Linked DNA regions of Homo sapiens: region 1 is linked to region 2. The links are chromatin loops, found by intact Hi-C in ENCODE. Cell type or tissue: HepG2. All regions are shown on one strand. Region 1 overlaps KDM4C (lysine demethylase 4C). Region 2 overlaps KDM4C (lysine demethylase 4C).

Region 1 (5,000 bases), 64 kb before region 2:
TACTCATAGGACTTTTTCAGCATTTAAAGCATTACTCTATAATTAATAATTGATATCTAATTAAGGGACATTTCACGTTGATTCTAAAATGGAAGTAAACAGCACTAATACAATTACTAACTCAAAATGCTGTTGAAAGAAGTAAAGTGGAATTCTGTGTTGAAACTATATTCAGATAAAATGGCGTTCTTTATTCCTTGTTGTAAAAACAGCCTGAAATTTTGTATTGGCTTTGGCTATGTATTTGTTTAACATTTTCATACAATTAAAAGTCACTATTAGACTGTAAATTGTATCATGGACTATGGTACTTAAATATTAACATATTAAATTTTCTACTCAAAGATTCATAGACAGTGTGGAAAATTCACCAGCAGAGGACAGTGTCGCTTCATACATTTTTTTTCCTGCAAAGTCCTTTGTAAGGAATGGATTTTCCTTATAACCTTGACCTAGAGTCTTAGAAGATATTTATTGGTTACACATTTGTAATCGGTATGTTTTATATTGAAGAGAAGATGATAAAAATGGATGTAACTTAATGTAGTAAGGGCTATTTATACTATTGTTTATATTCCCTTTACATTAGTTGTTTCTTAAATGAAGTGCCCATTTTATGTGTAGGAAGTTTGTGCATTTAACCTAAAATACCATCAAGTTGAAGTGCTGTCTTTTGTGAAATGAGGTTATAATTTTCTTCCAAATCTATTGCAAACTGTTAATGTGTTTAATCTCTACATGTTACTTAGTGTAGCTGCTGTGCGAAGTGGGTACAGACAGGCACACACAGTACAAAAATGAAATAGAATGTATTGGGAGGGCCTTACAAGCTGACAAGTAGCAGTGTGTGCAGGTCCCCCACCACTCATTCTTTCACTGAGAGAATGAGGCTTGAGTGGGGCACAGGTGGGAACGGGCGTCCACGGAAGGACCCCACCTGGCCCAACATGCTCCATTTAGCCACGGAGAATCAGGGCAGAACACATCCCTGTGGGACCAGGTGTGACAAGATCTTCTTGGGGGGAGGATGTAGTCTTTGTAGCACTGACTTAGCAAAGAGGCCTCTTTTTGCTAAGTTTCTGAGGTGGGGGGTGGGGAGGTACCTAGCTTAATTGGGGACATTAAGTAGATTTTAGTGGTAAAGAGAGGACATTTAGTCTGCCTGGGTTTGAATCCTAGCATTGTCATTTACAGGTAATATCATCTTGGGCAATTCATCTATAAATTGGGATAATAATACCAAATTGGAACAATAATGATAGGTTAGTTGTAATGATTAAATCAAATAATGAGAGTAAACTCCTGGAGTAGTGACTGACACATGGCATGTAATAAACATTTTTCTTTCTACGAGGTATTGATATTTATTAACCTCTTAAAAGCAATTTGGACTCCCTTTGTCTCTTATTGTCCTGTGACAGTTACCATGAGTGCATTCTCCCATTTTTGTTTACCAGATCTGCCCCAGGAACTTTTTAAAAAATTGATTTCTTTCTTTTGAAAATAAAACAAATATGTGAAACATACTGAAAATGCTAAAACCTACATGAGAGTATTAGAAAGTAAAGAATGTAATTCTATAATCAGCTACATATGGATAGGCAGAGAGAGGGGTCTGCTTCTTGTCCAGCTGTAGCTCTGTGCTAGTGGAAGCATGTCCTGGAGTTCACGATGTGGCCAAGAGAACAGATGTAGTTAGGCAATGGAGGTGGGACAGAGAGCTGCAAAGTGCTGCACTTGCCCCTCTTACTGGACCCAAAAGGCTCTCAAGTGTAACACCTTTCTGTAGTGCTGTAGATCATTAATCTGGGTGTGTGATGACCATCTGATCTAGCACATCCAGTGGCATTGTGCATATTGGGATAGGAATTTGATTTTGTGAACTCAAGCTATTCAGCAGGGCCCATGAAAAATCACCAGAAGGGTAGGTGGGTCTTTGCCACTGTCTGATGTTTCAAAGATTTCTTGTATTAAATGCTGTGTCCAAAATTATAGAATACTCTCCAGTTTGTATTTATGTAAAAAAAAAATAAAAATAAGCTTTCACTCGTATTTTTAACATGGCAGACTTTGTAAAAACATTTAATGAAACAAGTAAATATATACACTTATTTTGAAGTCTTTAGTATTTTAGAGTATATTTGACAGCAAAAGAGGGTGAGGAAAAACAAATTTGGATTTCTGTCCCGCTAAAAAATTCTTAAAAAAATATTTAATGTTAAATATATTAGAAGAAAATATAGGGGAGTATTTATTTGATCCTTGAGTGGAGCAAGACTTTTGAAGCGGCACATCATTGGTGGACACCATGAAAGAAGATTTCACGTATATCTTTGAAAATTGCAAGCTGAATAGAAAAGTATATGATAGGTAGTGGGTTAATATCCTTAATAAGGTGCATGTCCAAGTAATCCCTGGATGTCACTTAATAGCAAGTTCGTGAGAAGGAAAATATGGTAAAATTGAAATATTTTGAAGCTGAATATAAAATGTACTTGAATATTTTAAAATAAAACCATGTTTTAAGGAAATTTGATACATCTGGTATGCTGCATGGTTTTTACCTTCAGATGCCATGAGGTTATGAGTTACTCTTTTTTGCCATTAGGGGTCGTTTTTGGGCAAGTTTGAGAAGCAGCACTACATTAATATATAAAGAAATTCCCATTTGTAATTCATTAATCTTTAAATGGCTAAACTTCATTGAGTCCTTACTTTGTGTCAGGCATAAGGCTGAACTTACATTAACTTGTTTAATTTTTACAACTGTCCTATAGAATAGATAATGTTATTACCCCCATCTTATTAGAGAAAATTAAAGCACTGAGAGGCACAATTGTGGGTCCCTCCACACCAAAATTAGAAAAACTGGGCAAAAGACAGGCAGTTCACTAAAGCAGAAATATAGTCAGCAAATAACTACAAAACGTAAATATAATCTCATTAGTAGTCATAGAAATGCAAAGAGGTTAGTGCCATTTCTCACCTCTCAGATTGGTGCAGAAGACAAATGGAAATACTCAGTGCAGTTTTAAACTATGCAAATTAGTACACCCCAGAGCATGCCAAGGCACCAGCCTTAGAAATGTGTGCCCTGTGACCCTGCATCCACACCTGGGAATTTGTCCTATGGAAATAATCAGTAGTTGCCCAAGAATGTATTTATTTGGATAGTCTTCACAGTGTTGATTGTGAAACTGAAAAAATTGATAGCAAGTAAATGTTGAACGCTGCGGGATAGTTGAATAGATGATGGTACATCCAGTCATGATATGCTAATTAGCATTAAAAATGATGTGGAGGTACGTTTATTGATATGTGTAGATAGATGTTTGTAATACACGGTCATGGATTAAAGAAAGGTTATAGAATAGGATCTTTTCTTAGTTTGAATGCTTACTTGTATTACAAATTATAGAAAGATGTTTATTAAATTTTAGCGTCATCTTTGCAGGGTTTTAATTTGCTTATCTTTATTTTAAAATATTTCTATAGCAACCAGTTATCACATGTGCAGTGAAAAAAATAACAGATTATTTTTTTAAAAGGGCTGGCTTAAATTACTTAATTTACTTAAAATTATGTATAGCTCTATTAATAAAAAACTTTTATGCCATCACTTAGAGGATGAGGGAAAAAAACCTCCAACTTTTAATATGGAAGTAAAAAGACAAGAAGGTAGAAAATGATCAGCGATGAGGAATCTGAAAGATTAGAGTTTCCATAATTTGCTAGATTTGAGGCTTTGGATAAATTACCTGTTTCTAGCTTCAAACAGGAGTATAAATATCAATAATTCTTCAGTGTGCGTAATTGCATCTGATATTTGTAATGATGACTGTGGGCTGTCAAGCTAGTTAATGATTTTGATGAATTACATATCCCGATTAAGAAAATAAGCTAGTACATTAGTGAATTTTAGAATGAATAGTGTTAAATAGTTGAAATTCATGCCTGTCCTTCATGATACATTTCACTTCCTACCTCTGCTAGATAAGTCAGACCTGTTTAACAATGTTAGCACTTGTATAAAATGTTCATATTTAGTTCAAAAGGGAGAAATTTGACTAATCTCCTTGATCTCTAAAATAAGTTATTATATCTAAAAACTTAATTAAATTATTGTGGTCATGAAGCTTTTGTTGACGTATTGCAAAGGACATGTTTGTGAACGTGTGTGACCCAGCTGAATGTTTCTGGCTCTGCATAAGAACATGGGAGGAGGCTGGTGCTGGGGCTCGGGGAGGTGGCAGGGACTGGGCACTGTTGCCTGAGGGGGTAAACACCCCATGTCCTTTGGATCCTGGTTCTGGCTTCTTAGGTCATGAGGCCCTTCTGCAGGGTTGCTCCCCTACTTTTGCCCAGGACTTGGGGCAGTTTGTGAGGTTTGTGAGGAAGGTGGAAACCCAGTGCCAAAACTAGATGGTAGCCAGACCATCTGTGAAGGTTTCTCCCAGGAGGTTGGCACAGAACGGGAAGATGGCAGGTGACCTTAGGAAAGAGGTTTTCTCAAGGTGCAGGCAGAGCCAGGGAGGGGCCTTCATGGTGCCTTGCTGTTTCTGGCCAGCCTTATTTCCTGCCCACCTGCCCCTTCCTCCTTTCCTGCCATTCTATGCTTCTCTGCATTCTCCTTTAGCAGCAAGTTGAGCTGCTCCTCCCCAGACTAACGAATACTTGATACCATGCAGCTCAGCTTTGCTGTCACTTCTTGCAGTCAGGACCCTTAACCTCTCCCCTGTGTGATAAAGTACTGTCTCCTAGGGTTATTCTGAAGACTGCTGGAGAAGATGTACACACCATGCTGGCATTCCTTGACATGCTTCACATAGGCGCTGTTCTCTGAGGCAGGGTTCCAGGAAGCTCATAGTCCTGGCATTCATTGTAGAATGAATGAATACAAATGCCTCTGCCAAACACAGTGGATAAAAACAGAAATGATCATTAATGTATGTGAATGGAGTAGATTGAAAGTAAAGAAAACCCATGTACAAATTGTTCAT
Region 2 (5,000 bases):
ATGTAGTGATTTCTTATTACACATATAGATGAGTAATCTTTGCTGTGATTATTATATAAGTTATACAAATGTGGAGCTTTTTTTTGGCTCTAGAAATATGGATGGATAGTTGGAATTGTTTTAAAGTGGTCTTTACTGCTTGGCAGAACATGGGGCTGATTTCAGCTGCATTTATGATTCCTTTTTGGATTTATTCCAGTTTGGATTTAAATATATTAAAAGTGCCTGTGAATATGAGGAAATGTAGATCATTAAAACTGCATTTATTATGTAGCCTGTTTTAAAATTTGGACTGATCAATGAATCTCTGTAGAGTAAAAATACACCTGATCGTACCAAATCACTTTCTAGATTTTATCAGCGGTCTGTGCCCCTCGGGTAGTCAAGGAATTCTTTTGTCCAGAGCTTGTTAATGATTCATTACATCAATGATGATTCTACATTTTATTTGAATTAACCAATTTCTTAACAAGTGTATGCATAGTTAGAAATCTGTATTGTAGTTTGTAGATGAATGTCATTTCCTGGGCAAAGAAAGCTCCTTAATATTTATGACATGTTTCATATTAATTAAGGCAGACTTCCCCCATGTAGTAATGCAATACTTTAAGGTTATCTAATCAAGGGTTCTACACAATGATCAGGTAATTTAATTTTAAAATAACTTACATAAATAGAAATGAGGGAAGTTATTGAATAATTCAAATATGGTGAGTCAACATTCGATTTTAATTTTCATTTTTGACTTGTTTCTAACATTGCTGGCATTACTCTAGTGGGCTAGCCATCATTCAACTAATATTTATGGAGCATATACTATGTAATGATGACAGATATTCAGTGGTAAAACAGACCTGATGCCTGTCTTCACCGAGTGTAGGTTTTAGTGTTGAAAACAACTGAGAACTAAAAAAATACACAAAATATGATTACACGTGGCAAGTGATTTGAAGGGAAAATAACAATGGGTACGAAATAAAACACCTTTGGTTTAAGATAAATATAGAAAGATCAAGAGAGTGAGAGATCAAGAGAGAGACCTTGATCTCTTACTCACTCCATCTATTTAGGGGGGAGCCATTTCCTATTTTGTGAAAATAGGGGTGTGTGTGTGTGTGTATATATATATACACACATATGTATATAAATATCTGTGTATGTGAAAATAGAAAAAGAAAACACACACACACCTATTTTCTCTACCTAATGGTAATGCATTTCCATATGATTATATTTTCTCCCATAAAATCAGTTTACATGGTTATACCATAATTTTTTAAAGGAGTATTAGAAAATTTTTTTCTAATTTTAAGATATTTGGTAAACACAGATGAGCTGTGCGTTGTTAAAATTAAGTTGGTGTATTAATTCAAAATTATCTGCTTAGGAAAATGCCACCAGTTGTGGTCATAGGTTATTCATATTTTAAAAGACTGTTAAATATTTTAAACATTCTGGTATGTGTTGCCAAATTGTTGCCATGCTTTATTCTTACCATGTCACAGACTGGTTTAATGCAGCTTTGTTTTGCTATTCATGAGTTTCATGTTAGGCAGCTAATGGTAACAGTCATGGGAGTTAGTTCTGCGTGTTGGATACCTGTTGGGTTTAAACTGATTTAAATCCAGTTCTTCTCATTTTGATTTATTAGAATAATAATGAATCTTCTTTCAAGAAATGTTTCCCCATATTCTTCCTGATTGATTATGTTTAAATTTGGCTAGAGAGAAATTGTAAGAACACTGAAATCCATTGTGTGTTTTTCTATCTTCTGTTTGCTTTTTTTCTGATTCGAGTTTAATACATCTGTCTTTTGTCCACTTTAAATCATTTCATGAAACTAATAACAGAGAAAATATAATAGTGGGGCCAGACATAGTCTCATACTTGAGAGGGAAGGCAGGGATTGCTAGGTAAAGTGAATCTGAGATGGTGAATTATTTACTTATAGTACTACTGTTTTTATGGAGAAGTTTGGCTGAAAAAGTATGTTTTGTCATTGAATTGTCAAACTTTTATTTCAAAAACATGAGTTGTTTTCATTTTCTTATTTAGTGTTAAATTTCTGCTGCTGCTTTTTTTCTCCCCAGATATGGGGTCTTGCTGTGTTGCCCAGGCTGCTCTTGAACTTCTGGCCTCAAGCAATCTTCCTGTGTCAGCCTTCCAAAGTGCTAGGATTACAGGCGTGAGCCCCACTGCACCCAGCCCCTGACCATATTGTTAACATTAGAAAATCAAATAGACTAAAAGCATTACTCTCTTGGTCTAGTTAGCTTTCTTTAGGTATTTTCCCACTTTAGAAACAATGTCAAAGAGTTTTCACGTGGCAGGAGACATGTAATCAGAGTACATGGAGTGCAGGTTATTGTTTTCGACATGGCTGCTAAATAAATCAAGGTTTCATTTTTTCCAGAGACTCACACTCAAAATTAGTATGACATATAGCATTTAAAAATATGGTAACCTAGAATTTATTTGAAAATTGTTATTTTTGTTTCTCTCAAGTGAGAGCACCCTTGATATACTATTTAGAGCTTCTATTCTGGGAATTTTATTATGCATGCATAGCTAGTTTTAAAATTTTTCTCCTTATTGATTTGTTAATCAATCCTCATCCCTTCCCTTCTTTTAAAACATTATTTCCTCATTAATATTTACCTACATTCATACTGCTGTTTGACTTGTGCAGAAAAGATGGAGGAGGACAGGAGATGCTGTGTTTATCTCATATTCAGCAGAAGTAGAAAAAGGTAAATGTCTTCAACATCGCTCAGATGGTACTTACTGTGGCCAGCATTGTGAAACCTGTGAGACAGCTAGTTCTGTATTCAGACCCTTCAATTACTCATTATGTTCCTGTGTACTCAGTGGTTACGAAATTGAAAAACCCAAAGAGGCTGGTGGGCAGGATACTGAATCTCACATCACTTAAACCCCCTTTTCCCCCAGTTACTATCCTTGTGACATCCAACAAGTCAGTTAGCATTTTTGTGCCTCAGTTTCTTATCCATAAATTAGGATATGATGATTCAAGTGGATGACTTACTTCCTAAGGTTCAGGATGCGTTCTAATTGTGTTAACTTCGTCATTGAAAAAGAAATACCTGAAAGACTCTCTAACAAGGAAATCAGTATACCTGAACATTTTAATAAAAACATTTTAGGAGAAGGATTATATATAACGTTATATTCAACAATATGCATCCATGCTATTTCTGTCTGCTTTTTTGTCTTTCTTTTGAGACGGAGTCTTACTCTGTCGTCCAGGCTGGAGTGCAGTTGTGCGACCGCGGCTCACTGCAACCTACGCCTCTTGGGTTCAAGCAGTTCTCCTGCCTGTTTCCCGAGTAGCTGAGATTACAGGCATGTGCCACCATGCCTGAGTAATTTTTGTATTTTTAGTAGAGACGGAGTTTCACCATGATGGCCAGGCTGGTCTCAAACTCCTGACCTCAGGTGCTCTGCCCGCTTCGGCCTCTGAAAGTGCTGGGATTCCAGGCGTGACCCACCGCACCCTGCCTGTCTGTTTTCATATGTGATCATATAGACTCATACAAATATTTATGTTTACAAGGAATTTAGATCTCTAAGAGTGTGCAGAGCCCTATTTTTATCTGATCTTCCTCAGATTTATCATCCATATAAACTGTGACATGGAGTGCATGAATTCAGAACAAAACAACTTTATCTACCCCCGAATACTAAAGAGTTCAATTTCATGCTGTTTTACATGGCACAGCAGGAGTGGATTGTTTAATATCTCTAACTCTGAACTTCCACAACCTTTCTATCAGATATTCAGGTAAGTGCTGAGAAGCAGAAATTCTAAAAATAATTTCTACTGAATCTTTTGGAGACCCCGGAGCAAACTATTTGAATCCATTCCCCTTCTTTTTGCATAGTTTTTCTTTGTCTATTTGAACAGTGCTCTCATGGGTCAGAAAGATTGAGTTTCTAGTCCCATACCTTAAATTGCTTTATAATTGCCTTACTTTATAAGGGAGACATATCCTGGCACAGTGAAGCCTGCAAATATTCCAGAGAAATTAATCTGAACCTATTAGAAGTGGGAGGAGGGAAAGAAACTTATTTTGGAAAATTGTTAGCTAGGCTGGTTAAACTCTATCAACACAGCATGATATCATGCATAGAAAGCAAATATAATGAGTCCCGGACATTTATTTGCAGCTACAATTTCAGTTTGGTTATGGGTCATAGATAAAGAAGATTGAGATGGAAAAATGTGGCCATTTAAATGATAAAGCATGTTGTATGTATTAAATGTGGTTTTGTTTTGGAATTTCCACAGTAGATTGGGTAAGAGTGTAGAAGTGCTAGATTTGAATCTAGCAAAGTCTCTGTTACTTATTAGGTATGTGACCTTGGACTAATTAATGTGAGTCCTCTGCGCCTGTCTCTGTTTCTTCATATATTTTTTTAAGGTTATTTAACAAACATTTTTAAGGGACTCTTATTCTCTAGGCACCTAGAATATACTTCTCTATAAGACAGACACTGTGTGTAGCTCATGGTTAAGTATAGAGTGGTGTAGGAAGGTCAGATGGGGCAAAGTATCTGAGATAATTCACTAATGGTTCATTAAAATTAGAATAAGAAATTCAGGGCCTGTGTGGTGGCTCACACCTGTAATCCCACCGCTTTGGGCGAGGTGGGTGGATCACCCGAGGTCAGGAGTTTGAGACCAGCTTGGCTAACATAGCAAAACCCCGTCTCTACTAAAAATACAAAAATTAGCCGAGCGTGGTGGCACATGCCTGTGATCCCAGCTACTCGGGAGGCTGAGGCAGGAGAATCGCTTCAACCAGGGAGGGAGAGGTTGCAGTGAGCCGAGATTGCGCCACTGTACTCCAGCCTGGGTGACAAAGTGAGACCTTGTCTCAAAAATAAAATAAAAAATCAGTTAGGGGATTATACCTTTTTTGTTTTTTGTTTTTGAGACTAACGTATCTGAACTTGCACAGATCTATGTGATTATGAGA

The links. Peaks named below come from ENCODE experiments on the same cell type or tissue, not always from the same donor. Only the 100,000 strongest peaks of a DNase experiment are listed, where the experiment ranks them.
Region 1: a loop joins it to region 2, with 2.2 times the contacts of the local background. A loop is called at or near these places in 4 of 110 quality-filtered maps.

Annotation. Positions count from the first base shown.
Region 1 is chr9:6,907,594-6,912,593 of GRCh38, forward strand. The region is part of intron 8 of KDM4C (lysine demethylase 4C); the gene reads left to right. Among named protein-coding and RNA genes, the nearest start is that of KDM4C, 150 kb to the left of the region's middle. In HepG2, CTCF peaks have their summits at 382 (motif pointing right) and 2,603; a DNase peak (open chromatin) is centred at 368.
Region 2 is chr9:6,971,138-6,976,137 of GRCh38, forward strand. The region is part of intron 8 of KDM4C (lysine demethylase 4C); the gene reads left to right. Among named protein-coding and RNA genes, the nearest start is that of KDM4C, 220 kb to the left of the region's middle. In HepG2, no CTCF peak of the experiment used is centred here; a DNase peak (open chromatin) is centred at 2,844.